Regions from separate parts of the Mus musculus genome. Here region 2 is linked to region 1. A link is a loop called in an ENCODE intact Hi-C map of the cell type or tissue named here. Cell type or tissue: gastrocnemius. All regions are shown on one strand.

What was found. A loop is a pair of places that touch in the nucleus more often than their neighbours do. Peaks named below come from ENCODE experiments on the same cell type or tissue, not always from the same donor. Only the 100,000 strongest peaks of a DNase experiment are listed, where the experiment ranks them.
Region 2: a loop joins it to region 1, with 13 times the contacts of the local background. A loop is called at or near these places in 21 of 42 quality-filtered maps.

Annotation. Positions count from the first base shown.
Region 1 is chr8:25,042,600-25,046,599 of GRCm38, reverse strand. Plekha2 (pleckstrin homology domain-containing, family A (phosphoinositide binding specific) member 2) reads left to right here. Exons shown (of 12, transcript NM_031257.3): 11 at 2,898-2,975; 12 at 3,562-4,000. The coding sequence ends at 3,924. Among named protein-coding and RNA genes, the nearest start is that of Htra4, 5.6 kb to the right of the region's middle. In gastrocnemius, a CTCF peak has its summit at 2,294 (motif pointing left); DNase peaks (open chromatin) are centred at 864, 2,271 and 2,880; H3K4me3 peaks cover 786 bases; H3K27ac peaks cover 1,679 bases.
Region 2 is chr8:25,149,396-25,153,395 of GRCm38, reverse strand. No RefSeq gene overlaps it. Among named protein-coding and RNA genes, the nearest start is that of Mir8108, 7.8 kb to the left of the region's middle. In gastrocnemius, CTCF peaks have their summits at 2,153 (motif pointing right) and 2,784 (motif pointing right); DNase peaks (open chromatin) are centred at 2,145 and 2,800.

The DNA.
Region 1 (4,000 bases):
GGACCCAGGATCTAGCACTATGTAGTGCATAATTTATACAGTCATCCATTTGGGGGCTCTATCTAAAGATGGGATTGGTTCATTGGGAAGGGATGAAGTTGGGAATCAAAGGAAGCAGTAACTGCTGTAGATTTAGGGGTAATGGCAGTAACCAGCGGTAGATCTTGGATGTCTTTTATTGGTGTCTGCATGTGTGTAGTACTGGACTCCTGATACTCAGAAGCTCATTGGACTGCAGTCAAACCGCTGATTGAATGGATTCATTTCAAAAGTTTGTCCCTCTCTTTTTACAAACTGCCATCAAGGACAGAAACCAGAATACACATAAGATCAGGGCAGGAAGAGAGCAAGGGACACATGGCATTTCCCTCTTTATCTGATCTGTGCTGGGCACATTTTGGTTTTCTAGGAAGTCACCTGGGCTGGGTAGACCTCAACTCTGAAATAATACTTCTTTCTTGTATAGAATCACCTGCAACATTTGTTTTCTAAAAATGACTGTATGGATGTGTTGTATGTGTTCATGTATATGTAGGGCTCGTGCCTGTGATGTATATACAGAGGCCAGAAGAGGATGTCAATGTCTTTTTCTATTGGATGTCTGTCTCTAAAATCATTTTATTTGGTATATATGGGTGTTTTGCCCCCACATGCATGCTTGCATACCATGTGTGTGCCTGGTGCCCGTGGAGACTAGGAAAGGGTATTGGATCAAGTACAACCGGAGTGACAGACAGCTGTGAGCCATCATGTGGGGGCTGAGAATCAAATCTGGGTCCTCTGGAAAAGCAGCCAGTGCTCTTAGCTGCTGTCTCTCCAGGCCCTCCACTTTGTTTCTTGAGACAGTTTCACACTTAGCCTGACTTTTGGCATTTTGCCTAGGCTGGCTGAGCAGTGAGCCCTCAGAATCCATCTGTCTGTCCCCTCTGGGGAAGTGCAGGCTTTTATAGGTACTCAGGCTTTACACAGGTCCTGGAGATTTGAACTCAAGTCCTCTTGCTACCGCAGCAGCCTTCTTACCCACTGAGCTCTCTCAAGCCCCATAAACCCAACTTGGAAATAAAAAATGTAAAACAGTGGCTAAGACTACTGAAGATATTTTATAAAAGTATACTTTATACTTTCATAGGATATCAGATGCAAATCTACTTCCTTCATTACTTTTTTTTTTTTTTTTTTTTTGGTAAATTCAAAATAACCCTTTCTCTACTCTATATATTACACTATTTGTTCCTTTGTAAATTTTGGCTCGCTGAGTCTAGAACCCAGTGCTTTGCCTGTGTTAGGCAAATCCTCTGTCACTGAGTCCCAGCCCAGCCTATGATCCTTTGGGGTGGATATATATGAAATTAGAAGAGGAGAGCATTAGATAAGTCCATAGCTGTGAAATATATTGTGTTTGGAGATGGTCTCACTCCCTAGCCCTGGCTGGCCTGGAAATCAATCCATAGATAAGGATGGTCTAGAATCACCGGTCTCTGCCTCCCGAGTGCTGAGATTAAAGGCATGTGTGGCCATGCTGGGCCATGATGGTAGAATTTCAGGTTTATTTGCTTCCCTCTAACCATAGAATAGTAAAAATAGCAGCCTTACTAATACATAGAGGGCCCCGTGGCCTGGGCACTGTTCAAACAGCAGAACTTCACAAGTTACTTGGTTCTTCACTAGGTCTGTCTAGGGAACATGCTAGCTTTCATTCTGATCTTAGAAAAAGTTTGGATACCTAATTCTTACTGCCTTCTTTGGACCAGGGCTGCATTTTGTTTGTTTGTTTGTTTTTTGAAAGCTACTAGATTGCCAAGTAACCAGAAAGAGCAAGCATAAATAAGTTATCAGGTAGCAGGTGTGAGAGGCGTGCACCACGGGTCCTCGTCATCCTTTTTAACCTAGTGCCTATGTGTGGCACACAGATAACCAAGGAATGATGGGAAGGGATAGCATTACAAGCACTGAGGGATAACAAGAAACACGAAATCCCAGTGAAAACCAAAGCGGTCCTGTTTCACACACACACACACACACACACACACACACACACACACACACACACTTTGGAGCTCAGTCTGATTTCCCTCTGTAACTGAGTTCACTTGCATTAGGCACCCAGAGACGCTGCCTGTTTCACACACACACACACACACACACACACACACACACTTTGGAGCTCAGTCTGATTTCCCTCTGTAACTGAGTTCACTTGCATTCTTCCTTCCAGCGGCTGGGAGGCGCCCAGAGACGCTGCCTGAAGGAGCCAGGCCCCATCTGTGTTCTCTTTCCATGGAGAGGCTGCTGCCCCCTTCTGGGGGGAAGTGGATATTTTTAGGGGAAATGCTTCATGGGCTTCTGCCGTGGTGTTCTTCTTAGTTCTCACTCCAAGGATGAAATTTCAGGGCAGACCCAAGTAGCTTGTGCTTGGAGAAAGAAGCTGTACACATAGTGGTGTGCGCCTTGGGGGTTCTGCAGAGGGAGTTCGCTTTAGTAGAATTTAAAACAGGAGCCTCTTGTTATGGGAGAGACAAGGCAGGCGGAGTCTAGACCAGTGTCCAACCCGCAGCTGCAGCACTCTGAGCCTCTGTTTCCTAGGAGTTTGGAGGGGCTGAGCTGTTTTTCAGATGGGGTGATGGGTTCAGTTAGAAGATGGAAAACTAGGCTGTTCGCTACTTTTATACCCCCCTCTGTCTTCAGAGCACCTTAGCTCTGAGCAGTTTTAGTTACTGGGAGTCAAGAATGAACTTGGCAGGGGGGGAAAATGTCCTCAAAAGTCCGCAAGGCGCTGAACTACACGGCTTCTGAGATCCTTTTGAACTCTGATGTGATTTTTATGAACTTGAGCCCAAGGCTTGGAAGCTGAAGACACGTGCCAAAAAATGTGTGTATGTGTTGTGGATGTTTTGCAGGCGGACAGCCCTGAGGACATGCACAGCTGGATCGAGGGGATTGGAGCAGCTGTCCAGGCTCTGAAGTGCCACCCTAGGGTAAGTCACTTCCTCTCTGTGCCGCAGCGTCAGCTTAAAGATAAATTATCTCTGAACCGGTCGTGTTTTATTTGGTTATGTAGGCAGGCAGCCCGGCCTTAAGTGCTGGTTCACTTGTTTTTCTCTCTCTGCTAACTTGGGTACATTTTCCCCCTTCTCTCTCTCTCTCTCTCTCTCTCTCTCTCTCTCTCTCTCTCTCTCTCTCTCTCTCTTTCTGGTTTGTAAGTGGACATGAAGTCGGTCTGGACAGAGATGTGAAGTTTCTGATGTGTTCCTACAAGTCCAGCATCAGGCAGAACACTGCAAACATGCGGAACGAGCTCTGCTTAGTATCATTTTAAAATTTATGCATTTATTTATTTTTACAATAGGGTTCTCGCTGTGTGGTCCAGACTACTACTGCAAGCCATCCTCCTGCCTTAGCCTTCTGGGAAACTGGGACTGAAGGTGTCCCTGGCTTCTAGACAATTACTTGAGTCTGTAGCCAGTGTCCCTGTTTGAATTGACCATCTGAGTGGGTTCTTGAGACTTGGAGACAAGCATTGTAAGGAAAACCCCTTACTTTGTCTTCTCTTTCTGTGTTTAGGAGCCGTCCTTTTCAAGGTCCATTTCTTTGACTCGACCTGGAAGTTCTACCCTTACAAGCGCGCCTAACTCCATCTTGTCAAGAAGGCGGCCACCAGCAGAAGAGAAAAGAGGTCTCTGTAAGGCCCCTTCGGTGGCCTCCTCCTGGCAACCCTGGACACCTGTCCCCCAGGCTGAGGAAAAGCCGTTGTCGGTGGAGCATGCTCCAGAGGACTCTCTATTCATGCCTAACCCTGGGGAGAGCACAGCTACAGGGGTGCTGGCAAGTTCTCGAGTCAGGCACAGGTCGGAGCCCCAGCACCCCAAGGAGAAGCCATTTGTATTCAACCTTGATGACGAAAACATACGAACCTCTGATGTGTGATATGCAGTGCCCGTTGCGTGCAGGAGAGCCAGGGGCTGTGACTTATTTTCTCTGCCATGGTAGAGGACAGAGTCTA
Region 2 (4,000 bases), 110 kb before region 1:
TTCCCTTTGGCTTACATGGTCCAGAAGCATGACGTTGCTAGCCCATATTACGGTGACAGAAGAGTCTGGCTTTCGATCCCAGACCCAGTTCCAAGTCTAGGCTAGATATCATGCTCTGTACTGTCTTAAGTTTTTGCTTATTTTATGTGCATGAGTGTGTGGTGGTTTCAATAAGAATGACCACCATAGCTGGGCAGCAGTGTCGCACGCCTTTAGTCCCAGCACTTGGAAGGCAGAGGCAGGTGGATTTCTGAGTTCAAGGCCAGCCTGGTCTACAGAGTGAGTTCCAGGACAGCCAGGACTACACAGAGAAACCCTGTCTCATGGGATAGGTGGTGGTGGTGGTGGTGAGAAGAATGACCACCATAGGCTCAAATATTTGAATGCTTAAGTCACCCGGGACTGGAACTATTTGAAAGGATTAGAAGGGTTAAGAGGTGGGTGTGGCCCTGTTGAGGAAATGTGTCGCTGGAGGTGGGCTTTGATGTTTCAAAAGGCCCTGCCAAGCTAGGGTCTTTGTGCCTGGAGATCAGAGCGTAAAGCTCTCGGTCAGTGCTGCAGTACCTCTGCCTGCCTGCCTGTCACCACCATGCTTCCCTCCATGATAATGGACTGAACCTCTGAAATGCTGAACAAGCCTTCAACTAAATGGCTTCTCTTATAAGAGTTGTCTTGGTCATGGTGTCTCAGCAATAGAACAGTGAGTCAGCCAGGTTGTTTTGTGTCTGTGTCTGTCTGTCTGTCTGTCATCTGTGTGCCAGGTGCCCCCTGGAAGCCAGAAGAGAGTGTTGGTTACAGGTGCTTGTGAGCCACTGTGTAGGTGCTAGGAGTCCATCTCAGGTCTTCTGGAAGAGAAGAGCAGCCGGTGTGGTCTTAAACACAGAACAGAGCCTCTCCAGCCCCAGCCTGCTGTGCTTTAGATCTTCCTTAGTTTCCTACCTGACCAAGGCGACTCAGTCCGTCAACAGGTTCTCCAGTGCAGGAGTGAGGATTGAAGAAGCAAAAAGACAATTAGACAGCATTGTAGCACCACCCCAACCAGTTCTGAGGCAGAGGCGGGTTTATTTTCCCCCCAAACTGCTTTTATACCTTTTTAATTCCATGCAGATAATAAGGCCAGTTCTAGGTTACGGAACAAGCAGTATGATAAACACAAGTAGTCAAGGAACAAGCAAGGCAGTAAACAGAGGCCCCTGATCTCTACCGTGATGACTGTTTCTAAGGGCTTCTCAGGATGACTAAGAGAGCTGAGCCTACTTCTCTGTCCTAGCCCAAAGTCAGACTCTTGCCTGAAGCCTACTTCCCTGCTCTAGCCTAAAATTAGATTCTCACCTCAGCTTACTTCCTTGTCATGGCCTAATGTCAGATTCCTGCCTGAATCCCATTTCCTTCTCCTTGGCGGATATCAGATTCCTGTCCAGCGGCCCCAAAAGCTCTCCACACATACCCGAGTGAAGAGGAAACTAGGGTTATATTCTCCTGAGTTCTCTCTCCAGAAGCCAGTGTCATTCCAACCAAGTCTACCAACATTCCTATGGCTCCAGCAGATGCTGACCGTCTCCCTGAGAGACGCCTAACAGAGTATAACAAGTTACACTTCCCACATCTCAGCAGCACGGAGAGGTCTTAAGACAGCAATACATCACACATCCTCAGCTGAAAGACTTTGTGTAGAGTTAGGCGTTTTTGTTCTACACGTCAGAAATGGCAGGAAGTCAGTTCTTGTAGGTACAATTAGCATAGACAGAGGTAATAATATTTTGCTAAAGAATTAATATCCAAAAAAAAAAGAATTAATATCCAGACAACCCCCCCCCCACTGTGATAGCTGATACAGAGCACGCCTTCTATTTTGTTGAAGGGCCTTTCCATTTGTCTTGCATGACCAATTTTGAATTCCCCCAGAAACTGAATTTTTATTTTAATTTTTTAAAAAAAAATTTATTTGGTTTTTCAAGACAGGGTTTCTCTGGTTAACAGTCCTGTCTATTCCACAACTTGCTCTGTAGGCCAGGCTGGCCTTGAATTCAAAAGACCCACCAGCCCCTGCCACCTGAGTGCTTGGATTGAAGGTGTGTGCCACCATGCCCAGCCAATTTTCAACCAGATAACTGTTTCCCATGTGGCATCAGTTTCGGTGCAGACATGCACAATGACCACTAGAGGGCTTCACTCCCAAAGGCTTCCTACTGTTTTTCAAACTGCAGCTCAAAACTGTTTATGGAGGCTATGAATGAAAAGCTAACAGGGGCTGCAGTGAGTATTTGGTGTGCAAGCAAATCTGGAGGGTATGTGCTGTCCACAGCTTGTATCAGTCACACGTGGATTTGTGTATTGCTGCAGTTGAGGTTTTTTTTTTAATTGTGTGCTTCTGTGTATGTGTGCTCTCGTGCCTGTGTGTGTGTGTGTGTGTGTGTGTGTGTATTATATGAATGCCTGGTGCCCATGGAGGGCAGAAGCGGACATTGGATCCTCTGGAACTGAAGTTATTGATGGTTGTGAGTCACCATGTGGAACCCAGGATCCAAGCAGGTCCTTTGCAAGAGCAGCAAGTGCTTTTAACCACTCTGCCAACTCTCCAAGTTCAAGATTGTCGTCTTTAATTCCATGAGGAAGGGAGGCCTAGGAAGTTTGAAATCATCCTTAGAACTTTAAAGGCCCACAAAAGAGAAAACAAAACAAAACAAACAAAACAAAACAAAACAAAAAAATCTTTCCTCCCTTACACCAGCATAAACCAAGCTCTTCCCCTCCCGTGGCAGCAGAGGGCAGCCCGCTTAGGCTCAGAGCCCTGTTTCTGGTTAGGGCCATAGCTAAAAGGAACCTGCCTTGTGGCTGAAGGAATCCACATGCTGGGCTGAGGTGTAGCTGGGAATAGCGTGACTTGCAAGGGTAAGGCCTGGGTTCCATGCACAGCGCTGCAAAGTTAAAAATGAGACATTTCTTGGAACCAACAATTCGCTTGGATTCCAGGTTCTCAAAACAACTTTCTCTGCACAGTTCAAATTCTAAGTATCTCTATAAGCGGTAAGCCATCTTTTATCTAGTCTTCACTTGATCTGAGTCATTTTCTCTACCCATCAATGCCACTCTCCTCAGGCATATGTTAGTTAAGTGACTAAATGACAGAGTCATGTGTTAGCCTGATAAATATAGAATGGGAGAAAATTGAAAGTTGAGTCCTGGCAGGGAAGCAAGCCCAGGACAGCAGGCTCATAAGTGGGTAGAAAAATAGAGATTGGTAAGAAAATTAGGCAGTTGGAATATTTGTTAAAATAGCCACTAACTTCTCTGAACACCTTAACCGTGGGACTATTTTATACTTAGAGAAAAGCTGTTGAGGTCCTCCAGGCATCTGATCAGTCCTGGCTTCCAGCCCTTCCTGCCCCGGGCTGGTTGGGGTCCAGCAGCCTTGTCTCCATGCTTGGCCTCCAGGACCAGCAGCCCTGGAGGTGCCATCTTTCCCTCTTTGCTCTCCTTTTCTATCTTTCCCCTTCCTGTAGTTGCCCCTCAACTCCTCCCTTCTTTTCTCTCTCCTCCTTCTATCCTCTCCCGCTTCTTGCTTTTCTCCTTCTTTTTTTCTTTTTGCCACAGGAGGGATAGAGCTCTGCCCCTCTCTCTCTCTCTCTCTCTCTCTCTCTCTCTCTCTCTCTCTCTCTCTCCCACTCCTAAACCCCTGCCCCTTTTCTCAGACAATTTTCCAGGTCATGCTACAGAGTTTATAGTAGACTGTGTTTTCATAACCCTAAGTTGCAAATACTATTTTTTTTAAATCTCCATATGAAAAGTGTGACTAGCCCATGCCATGACAAGATCCCCAATAGAAACAACTTTAAAAGGATGGGCAAGATGGGTCCATGAGTGAAGGCACCGCCCACCAAGACCGAGGACCTGAGTTTGGTCCACAGGGTGGAGAGAGAACCAACTCCCACCAATTGTCTTCTGACTTCAGTTAAAATAGGAATAGAAGGGTTTGTTTTGATGTGGTGTTAGTGGATTC